2 separate regions of the Homo sapiens genome follow, and region 1 is linked to region 2. Evidence: chromatin loops called from intact Hi-C (ENCODE). Cell type or tissue: GM12878. All regions are shown on one strand.

Region 1 (5,000 bases), 270 kb after region 2:
AGGCCTCGAGTGGAAGGGGCGCGCCTGCACATCTGAAGCCTGGGGAGAAGCAGGCCTGGTGACTCGGTGCGTGTCCAGCAAGGGAAGGGAGCCAGGCGAGGCCAGGGAGTGGACAGCTGGACGCCTGCTGGACCTCCCCCAAGGAAGGCTTCCGGGCTCCGGCTGAGGGATCATGAAGTGCTGAGGTGCCTTAAGCCCAGGGGCCCATGACTGGAGTCGCCCCTACCATTTCATTTTAGTCTTCACGCCAGTTTATGAGCTACTGAAGGGTCCCAACTTTGTCACCTTAGGATCATTCCCCAGGGTCCCACGTACACCCCACTCCCCTGCAACAGGAGAGGCCTGCCTCGCCCCTCTTGGACTCAGCGCAGCGCTGGTGCCCATCTCTGAGTGGTGGAGGCTCCAGCATTTCTATACAGCAGGGGCCTGGGGAGGCTGCAAGGGAGGTATAGAGGGGACCGGTCATCAAACATTTGCAGAGCAGGCTCAGTTTGTTTGTTTGAGAGAGGAGCTGGTGGAGACCGTCCGAGGCTGAAGTCCACTACGGCCCCACAGAGCCCCAGCTGCAGGAAGCCAGAGAAAAGAGCGCCATTCCTGCCTCCGTCTCTGTGAAGGGCGTCCCGGGCTGGGACTGGGTGAGGTGAAGGAGGTTCCTCACTTCCCTGACCAAGGCCCTGCCCGTAGCTCTCACCACCCTCTCCTCGCCTCTGCCCATCCCTCCTTGCCCTCCCACACAGGTCTTGTGGGGGCTCAGGCACCCTCATCAGCACCCCTGCATCATGGGGCCGCTGCTGGGCCTCCCCTAAGAGGGGCTCTCCCCAGTGAAAAGGAGGCTGAAGAGAGGATGGCGCCGAAGCTGCCACCCAGAGGAGAGAAGGGACATTAACACAGAAGGAGAGACTGGAGAGAGAAAATAAGAGACAGAAAATGAGAGGCAGGGAGCGAGGCAGGTGCGAGGGGACGAGAGTGCAATCTTAACAGAAGGGGAAGGCACTAACCAGGGACCACATGCTGGGGCACAGAGGGATGAATATGTATAAACACTGAGAGTCAGACAGGGACAGAGACTGTGCCAGGGACCACAACAGAGGCCGGCAGATGATGGGCGGCCTGTCATCTTTTGGAGCCAGGCCCTGTTAGGAGAATTCTTGGCCTCAGTTGATGCTGGGGGCAGGATGGAGTGTGCCTTCCCCTCCAATTTTTCCAGCTGGAACCCTACATGCAGCTCCAAGCTTTCCCCATCCTTTCTGAGGTTCCGGCTGCAAAGACTCCCAGGACAGGCCAGCCGGGTCGCTGGGCCTGAGAGTGGCCCACCCAGGGCCCACCTTGGGCAGGTGGGGGAGACCGTGGGCTTCCAGGAACAAGGAGCCCCCAACAAGTACAAGAAGGACCCTAAGGGCTGGGTAGGGTGGCAGGGTGGCTCACACTTGTAATCCCAGCACTTTGGGAGGCTGAGGTGGGCAGATCACGAGGTCAGGAGATTGAGACCATCCTGACCAACATGGTGAAACCCCGTCTCCACTAAAAATACAAAAATTAGTCAGGCGTGGTGGTACGCACCTGTAGTCCCAGCTACTCGGGAGGCTGAGGCAGGAGAATTGCTTGAACCCGGGAGGTGGAGACTGCAGTGAGCTGAGATCACATCACTGCACCCCAGCCTGGTGACAGAGCGAGACTCCATCTCAAGAAAAAAAAAAAAGAAGGACCCTAAGACCCACCAGCCAAACAGATCCTCCCACACTCCTTCCAGGTCTGCACCGGACACAGCTGGGCTAAGTGGTGACCTGAGACCCAGGGAGAGCTGAAGCCGGGGAGTTTCTGGGTGTCTTGATGTTGAGGGGTAACTTGTCTGCTGCTTGGAGGGCTCCTTTAGTCACCGGCTGAGAGGATTATCAGGACGGCGCAGGCCTCCAGGTGTGCCACGGCCCTGACTCCGCAACAGCTCTGTGCTACCTACCTCCCCCTCCCTGGGCTTTCTGACCTCTGCCGTCTCGTGCTCCCCTCCCCTATGGGTCAGGATCCAAGCTCCCCAAGTTTGCTACTTCTCCAGCCATGTCGCTCCCTGCCACAAGCTCTACACTGCAGTAACACACCACACTGCTTGCAGACACATCTAGAAACCACAGCACTCCTTCCTCTGGAATGCCCCTCCCTTCTCTCCTCCTGAAAGCTCTCAGGTCCCCAGGAAGGCCCCCTCCCCACCCAGGCTGCATCGGCATTTTGCTAGTGATCTCCGGATGCCTGGGTGCCTCTCCTGCAATCTCTCTGAAACATGTCAGGTGCTCCAGGACAGGGCTACAGCTGCATCTCGACACCCACTACGGCCAACACACAGCCCGGGCCCCTAGGTGATGGGTGGACAAATGAGATGCGGTCAGGATTATAAGCCACACCTCGCCTGACTGGTTCTCCACTTCCTTTTTGTCTTTCCACCTAGATGGCAGGTGCACTGTGTGCAGAAACTGTATCTTCTGCTTCCTTGCCCTCTCCCTAGTTTCAGACAATGTTGTGCACGACAGACACTTGCTGACAGGAAGAGGGGTCAGAGTCTTGCGTGTTCCAAGGGATCCACCTGAATTCTTCAAGGACCCTGCGTTCCGGGCACCAGGGACAAAGCCAGGTCCATGTGTGGTTTCTCTCTTTTCTAGGGCCTGCAAGTTGGAGAGATGCCCTCCCCTCCCCCATAGAATCCCAAACCCTGGTCTGGGGCTCATTCAGGTGGATTTCGGGACAGGCCAGAGGGAAGGGACAGCAACGGAGAGCTGGGGACGGGGGCGCTTTTCCTCGGAAAATAATGAGGCAATTAGAGGAGGCCGAGAGCAGTTCCAGATGTGGCGGCTGACTGCTGAGATAGTGACGTGTACTTCTAACATGTCAGCACGCTGGGGACTGAGGCTGTCTGCAGCTGCTCCAGCTGTCACCTGGCCCCACTGTGCTGCTGCGGTTACCTGGCCTAATGGTTTTGGAATGAGCTGGGCTGGGGCCCACGGCCTAGAACCCTGGTCCCCAAAACTTCTTGCCAGAAAGAAACTCAACCTCAGTAAAAGCCCCATCTGCTGAGGGCCGTCAAGACATTCACCGTCACCTGCCTCGCCTTGAAGTTCGATCCCCTCCAGGACAAGCTTTCAGGGGAAGCTCGGAGCCTGGCCCCGAGCAAGCGCTGGGGACAGAACACAGTGTGGTTGGATGTGGCCCTAGGCCCAGAGTTGCCTAAAGTCCAGGCATGGGAGACAGGACAGGGACAAAGCCCCTCCGACAGGAAGCAGCCAGTGGCTGGCACTGATCAGGTGCACACAAAGGTGTCTGTGTTCCTGTCTGGCCCCTCCCCAGCAGGCCCTGGACCCTGCCCTCTCCATCCCATCTTTCCCAGGCGTCCTGAGCTGCCTGGCCTTTTGAGCGATTACTGGCACAGGATACCAGCACTGACAGCTCTTGTCACAGTCCCCCAGGCCTCATTCATGCTGGAGAGGCGAGGACAGCTTAATTCCCAAACTCAGACACAGGATTGCCTGCCAGATAGGGCATGGGGCTGCCACTGACCCCCACCCCTCCCTCCCTAGGAGGTGGGCACCTGGGAACAAAGCCTCTGGTGTCCCCTCTGCTCTCCTCCCTCCTCTGACCTCCCCTTCCCCTCTTTCTGCATCAAACAGCAGGTGCTGATGGCAGCTAAATTGTCCAGGGATGAGTGATGCTGGGTGCTTAGGAGGATGAGAAGGAAAGAGCTTTGGACATGACAACCTCAACCCTTCCCCACTCCAGCCCCCATTTGGGGACAGGGAAAAGAATTGATGTCAGATGTAGGGGGTTCCCTTAGCCCCAGTATTCTGAGCTTCTGGCCCCCACACCAGGAACCAAGGAGCACTGGCTTCATGCCAACACCTTCAAACCACCCCACACTCCGTGTGGAACCCGAGGCCCTTCAGGAGCTGTCAGACAGCCCCAGGGAGCTGCTGGCCATGCTGTGTTCTCCTGGCATCTTCCCACTCCCAGGCCAGCCACCTTGGCTGGGGGTATCTGCCATGACCTTCACTCCCTGAGCCCTTGGTCTTCACATCCATGGTGGACAATCCCAGATGGGGGTTCCCCAAGTCCCGCCCAGTTTGGGAAACAACTGTGCCCCCTCCCATTTCCAAGGCCATCTCCTAAGCTAGCCTGGGGGCTCCTCACATGTGCTCCTGAGGTTCTAACAACCACTTGGGCATGGCCTGCCCTCTCCGGAGTCAAAGCCACTAATTCAGCTTGGAATGCCCTTCTCCATATGCAGTGTGGAGGAACTGACCCCCTTTTTCTGCTTTTCCTTTCCTAGTTCTCCCCCAAACTGCAGTCAGAATAGCAGAGTTAGGGCTGTTCTTCATTCCCATTAGGACTCTAGAAAAACAGACTAATGGCCCCAAAGAGCGTAACCGCATGACCCTCCTCCTCTAGAGAAAGTGCTAGAAATCTAATCGGGCAGCAACATAGTACCGTGGGTAAGTCCGTGCGTCCAGGCCTGTTTCCTGGCTTTCCAGGTGCATGCCCTCAGGCAGTCTGCCCAAGCTGATTTCCTCATCTCTGAAATATCTCCTTCGTGGAAGCACTGCGGGATTCAATGAGCTCACACGGCACAGCCCCAGCACCGTGCCTGGCTCGCGGCAAGTGTCCGATAGAAGCCAGCCTCTGCTGCTGTGACCACCTTCCCCAGCAGTGGCTGGTGTGTGCTATGGGCTGACTGTCTCTCCCAAATTCCTGTGTTGAAGACTCAACCCCAGTACCTCAGAATGTGACGACCCTTGGAGATAAGCCTTTAAGGGGGTGAGTCCATTGAAATGGAGCCTCGAGGACGTGCCCTCACCCACTCTGACCAGTGTCCCTGTAAGAAGAGGCAATCAGATCACAGGCCCACACCGAGGAGAAGCTGTGTGAGCGCACACAGAGAAGGCAGCCATCAGCAACAGAGAGGCCTCCAGAGAAACCAAGCCTGCCAACACCTGGATCTTGGACTTCCAGCCTCCAGAACCATG
Region 2 (5,000 bases):
AGAGAGTGGTGAGAAACCAGTCTGGAAGTTGTTGTAACCACTGAGGCAAGGGCTCAAAAGACCTGACCAGGACAGTAGCCATGAAACGGAGCAGAGCCAGAGCCCCATGACGGGCAAGCGGGTGTGAGACTATGGGGCCTGCTGGGGACTTGGCACAGCAGGAGCAGAGAGGAGAGGGTGGCTCTGTGGGCTTGGTGAGGGCACCTCTCCACCACACACACACATACACACACACACACACACACACACACACACACACGCCTTGTGTATATTTACATTTCTGTAGCATTCTCTATGGACACGCTCATCTAGCATCATAGACATCACAGCATGCAAGCAAACTTCCTAACCAAAGTACCTGTCTCAATTACATAAGCCCTGGTTGGATTTCTAAATTTTCTCTATAAATAGGAATTCCCTTGGCAGACGTGGTACTTGAATGGCCCGTGTACTGAGGAAAGCATTGCAGGACCCTACAGTGTTTTTCCTCTTCTAGGGATTGATGTGAAGCAGGTCACAATTGTTGTGAACTTTGATCTCCCTGTAAAACAAGGAGAGGAGCCGGACTATGAGACCTACCTCCACCGCATAGGGCGGACGGGGCGCTTTGGGAAAAAAGGCCTTGCCTTCAACATGATTGAAGTAGATGAGCTGCCCTCGCTCATGAAAATCCAGGACCACTTTAGTAAGTAGCACCACCCTCACAATATGAACTACAGACCTGCCGGTCTGACAGTGATGATGTGTGCTGGAGAGCTGGAGTCCAGGGGCTCATGAGAGTAGTAGAAGCAGAATGCATGAGCTGGAAGGCTTCTAATTCACAGGACCAGGGTTCTAATATGAGACAGATGATTAAATAATGCTTATATGGTAATTAAAAATTATTTTGATCAAGCAGAATTAATATGAGCTCAGGCCGGGTGTGGCAGCTCACACCTGTAATCCCAGCACTTTGGGAGGCCGAGGTGGTCAGATCATGAGGTCAGGAAATCCAGACCATCCTGGCCAACATGGTAAAACCCCATCTCTACTAACAATACAAAAATTAGCTGGGCGTGGTGGCACATGCCTGTAGTCTCAGCTGCTGGAGAGGCTGAGGCAGGAGAATCGCTTGAACCCAGGAGGCGGAGGTTGCAGTGAGCTGAGGTCGCACAACTGCACTCCAGCCTGGCGAAAGAGTGAGACTGCGTCTCAAAAAAATAAAATTTGAGCTCAGATTTACATGTTATAACTCATTCTGGAGTCAGAATTTCACATCTTGTGAAGGCAGAGCAGATTACAGAAGCAGATTTTCGTATCTTATAAAGAAATTCCCTAAGCAAAGTAGTAACATCCTTTAAGATTCTCTTCAGTTCTCCTCTTTTACTTACGCTTTTTCCCTCCTCTTGCCCACCCTCCCAAACAGGAAAGTCCTAAATTCTGAAGTCCGCGACCTTTCCTCCAGCCCCCCATCTAAACAAGGCAGGCTCTGATGATGGCCTGCTGGAACTCTGGACTGGCAGATTTCTCTGATGGAAACTCAAAAGGTCCCATGGTTCAAATTGTCCTGTGCCCCAAAGCCCATGGATGTGGCTGGGGAGCAGGGGAGAAGGAACACCTTCCAGGACAGTGGTACTTAACCTTGTAGAAAGCAATAAGCGCTGTCCCCAGGGAAGTGCACACAGGCACACACATGCCATTTGGAATATAATTTTCACAGGTTGGCAGACTGAGTGTAGCACATCCACCGACCTTTCAGGGAAGTAGGTTAAGTGCCCCTGTGTTAGGCTAACTGGGGAGGACAGGGTGAGGAAGATGTGTTAAGGCCACTGTCGCTATGGTGAGCTTCTAAGGCCCTGGTCTCAGGAAGTGACTGCAGTAGAAGAGCCTCAGTCCCTCCCAGGCTCTCCTCACTTCCACTCTGGCCTTCTCTGCCCCAGCGTATCTAGATACATACATTCCATGGTCTGGTGCATTTGATGCTGTTTGAGTTAGTATTGGTCAGTGATTTTGGCACCCTTCCTTCCTTATGTTCCTATACCAAGGCTTTTTATACGAGGTATCACTGTCTTCAGAAATATGGATGGAATGAAGTTCCATTTAGACCCTGACATGAGACTAGTTCTGTTCTCTTTTGTTCTTTTAGACAGCAGTATTAAGCAACTCAACGCTGAAGACATGGATGAAATTGAAAAGATTGACTATTGAAGAAAGAACTTTATTGTTTGTGCAGTATCCTAGTTTATGTGAGAATGTCTCAGTGGGTTTTGAAGGTAATTTTTTTATGTTGAGGCTTTTTCGACGTGAAACTGTCACAGATGGCAAAATAAATGTCACGGTACTTAGTTTTAAGACATGAGGTCTTTTTGAAGCCAAATTGATGTGAAGCTTGTGATCCTTTTGAATAAAAAAAAGGCAAGATTATTTCTTATTCTAATCTTTGTACAGGTAATGTCTCAATGTGGGCTATGGGGGTGTTTTTGGATTTGGTTGATACAATCTGAGCAGATCGTGCCTCTTGGGAGCATCTTACTGTGTCACAAGAGGGCGGTAGAGCTTCGCTGATTTTGGAAGCGGAGCGAGTAGGAAAAAGCCCATGTCTTCAGACCTCACTCACAGGTGCCCTTTCCAGCCATTTATGCCTTTCCCCGCTCCCCGCCTTAAACTCCCCCATGCATGCACATGCATGTTCTTAAGTGAAAGTACAGATTAAAACTTTTAAAAAGTGAAACCATTTGAAAGAAAGAGTATTTTACTTCTTTAATGTTTCAAGGGACATACAGAATTTCAGAGTATTTTTCTATTTTGCTTCTCTTCAAATTAAAGATTTACTCCCTCATCAGTTATTTCATAGTCTCTAAAAGTGTGGCTGTATTATGGGCATTTCTTAAAAGCAGTCGGGAGGGTAAAAAAAAAACCCACATACCCTATTAAAGAAGTAACATTTTAGAGAGCAAAAGTTTTTTGCTTTTAAGAATTTAAAGGTATGTCAGAATCCTGGACATTTTCCCACAAGACCCATTGAGATACTTTTTAATTTTTCATATTTCCTACTCAAAAGTAAAGTGTAGTGAGCTTGAGAAGATGGGGTAAATGGAGAGTCCCCCAGAAAGCCGGAGCGGATCTTGTAACCAGAGCGCCGGTACCAGCTCTGTCACGGCACCAAACTGCACCAGTGGCTGCAGTGAGTGGCCCTGTCATCGGTGGCATGGTGGTTCCTGGCATATCTATTTTGATATCCCTCTTCCATGTCACCCTGCCCATGTTTTCTCCCGGAGAGCAGGGCTCAGAAATACATAAAAATCATCACGTGGCTGGGCACAGTGGCTCACACCTGTAATCCTAGCACTTTGGGAGGCCAAGGAGGGCGGATCACGAGGTCAGGAGTTAAGACCAGCCTTACCAACATGGTGAAACCCCTTCTCTACTAAAAATATAAAAATTAGCTGGGCGTGGTGGTACGCGTGCCTGTAATCCCAGCTACTCAGGAGGCTGAGGCAGGAGAATCACTTGAACCCAGGAGGCCGAGATTGCAGTGAGCCGAGATCGTGCCACTGCATTCCAGCCTGGGCGACAGAGTGAGACTCTATCTCAAAAAAAACGCGCTCCCCTCCCTCATTTAGCAACAGATATTTATTGTATACCCTTTATGCCAAACACCAGGGAAAAGGAGGTGAGTGAGATACAACAGCCATGTTGGAATTCAGAGCCTAATGGCAGAGACCTAGAATAAGCCAGCATGATAACAGACTGTGCTAAAGCAAGCGGGCCCAGATCACTAGTGTAGCACAGAGGAGGGACCCTAACACCATCTAGGCTGGCTCCCAGAGGAGAGGACACTCAGGATCTCCTACAGGAGAGCAGGATGTATTCAACTGTGCCTTCTCAGCATGGACTTTGTACCACCCAGCAACTTTCTAACCTGAGTCTACGAGAGGAAGTGTTCCAGACCCAGCTTACCATAATTACCTGGAGAGCCCGGGGAAAAAAATACAGATTTCCTTCCCCATGCAGATGAAAGCAGACTCTCCGAGGGCAGAGCCCAGAAATACCCACTTCCATAAGGGAGCCGCAAGTGCAGGTAGAGCAGTGGTAACGAAGATGGCCGTCCCAGCGGGAGACCCTCAGGCAGAGAGGCCCTTGGGGACAGAACTTGTAACACATGGAACTCCTGCTGCTCGGTGTCCATCCTGGTTCTCCTTATCCTACATCTGCCCTTCTCTCTGGACTGGAAGCTGGTGATCACTCTTGTCCACTCAATACCCCTAACACAGTGCCCAGTGCATTCTAAGTGCCCAAGGAACCTTTGTCTTTGTTGAGTAAATTTTTTTTTCTTTTGCCACTTCCTCATTCACTAATAATTTTTTTTTAGGTTTTCCATCCTAGTTTTGAACCCCAATTACATGGCACAGGATGAATGAGCATGAGAAGTGTATCCAGATACTTTGTTCTCTTACTATTCGAGAATCGAGTTGGACCTTCCACCGTGCTCAGCTCCGCCTTGGGGTGTCCTAAATAAAACTTTACCACTTTCCTTTACAGTTCAAATCTCTGGTAAGATCTCCGCCAGTTACCCTCACAAATGTCCTCAGTAATTTTTGTTTGGCAGCTGTTCCCACAGGTCTGCATGAACCAGGTATTTTTCTGCGTTCCCTTTTGCCCCCTCCTCACGTCCCTTTGTCTCACCACCTAGGAGGCAGCAAAGCCATCCTGTGTCACAGCTGCATTAACACGAACTGGCTAGTTTGGTGAGTCAACAATCCAAAGGCTGTTTTTTGCAGGGTGCAGCTCCTGTCAGAGCTGTAAGCAATTTTCCCGTCTTCCTGCATGGCCTGGCCAAGGTCATCTCTCTCAGTGCCTGCCTGAGGACAGAGTAGATAGAGAGGCAAGGAAACACCAGGTGATTTCAGTGCAACTGTGAGCTGGGTTCATCAGCTGTATGTTTCTTGGCACCAAATACTAAACCAAATCCGTTAAGTTTATCTTGGCCAGCTTAATACTGTTAGCATATTGAAATTCAT

Evidence for each region. Hi-C counts contacts between places; a loop is a spot of excess contacts. Peaks named below come from ENCODE experiments on the same cell type or tissue, not always from the same donor. Only the 100,000 strongest peaks of a DNase experiment are listed, where the experiment ranks them.
Region 1: a loop joins it to region 2, with 4 times the contacts of the local background. A loop is called at or near these places in 103 of 110 quality-filtered maps.

What each region holds. Positions count from the first base shown.
Region 1 is chr11:126,186,407-126,191,406 of GRCh38, forward strand. No RefSeq gene overlaps it. Among named protein-coding and RNA genes, the nearest start is that of RPUSD4, 23 kb to the right of the region's middle. RefSeq lists an enhancer at 1-237. In GM12878, a CTCF peak has its summit at 862; DNase peaks (open chromatin) are centred at 2,365 and 2,965; H3K4me3 peaks cover 1,320 bases; H3K27ac peaks cover 1,836 bases.
Region 2 is chr11:125,920,695-125,925,694 of GRCh38, forward strand. DDX25 (DEAD-box helicase 25) reads left to right here. Exons shown (of 12, transcript NM_013264.5): 11 at 497-685; 12 at 2,126-5,000. The coding sequence ends at 2,187. It overlaps DDX25-AS1 (DDX25 antisense RNA 1), which reads right to left. Exons shown (of 4, transcript NR_199024.1): 4 at 2,725-4,841. Among named protein-coding and RNA genes, the nearest start is that of DDX25-AS1, 16 kb to the right of the region's middle. In GM12878, a CTCF peak has its summit at 2,525 (motif pointing right); a DNase peak (open chromatin) is centred at 2,507.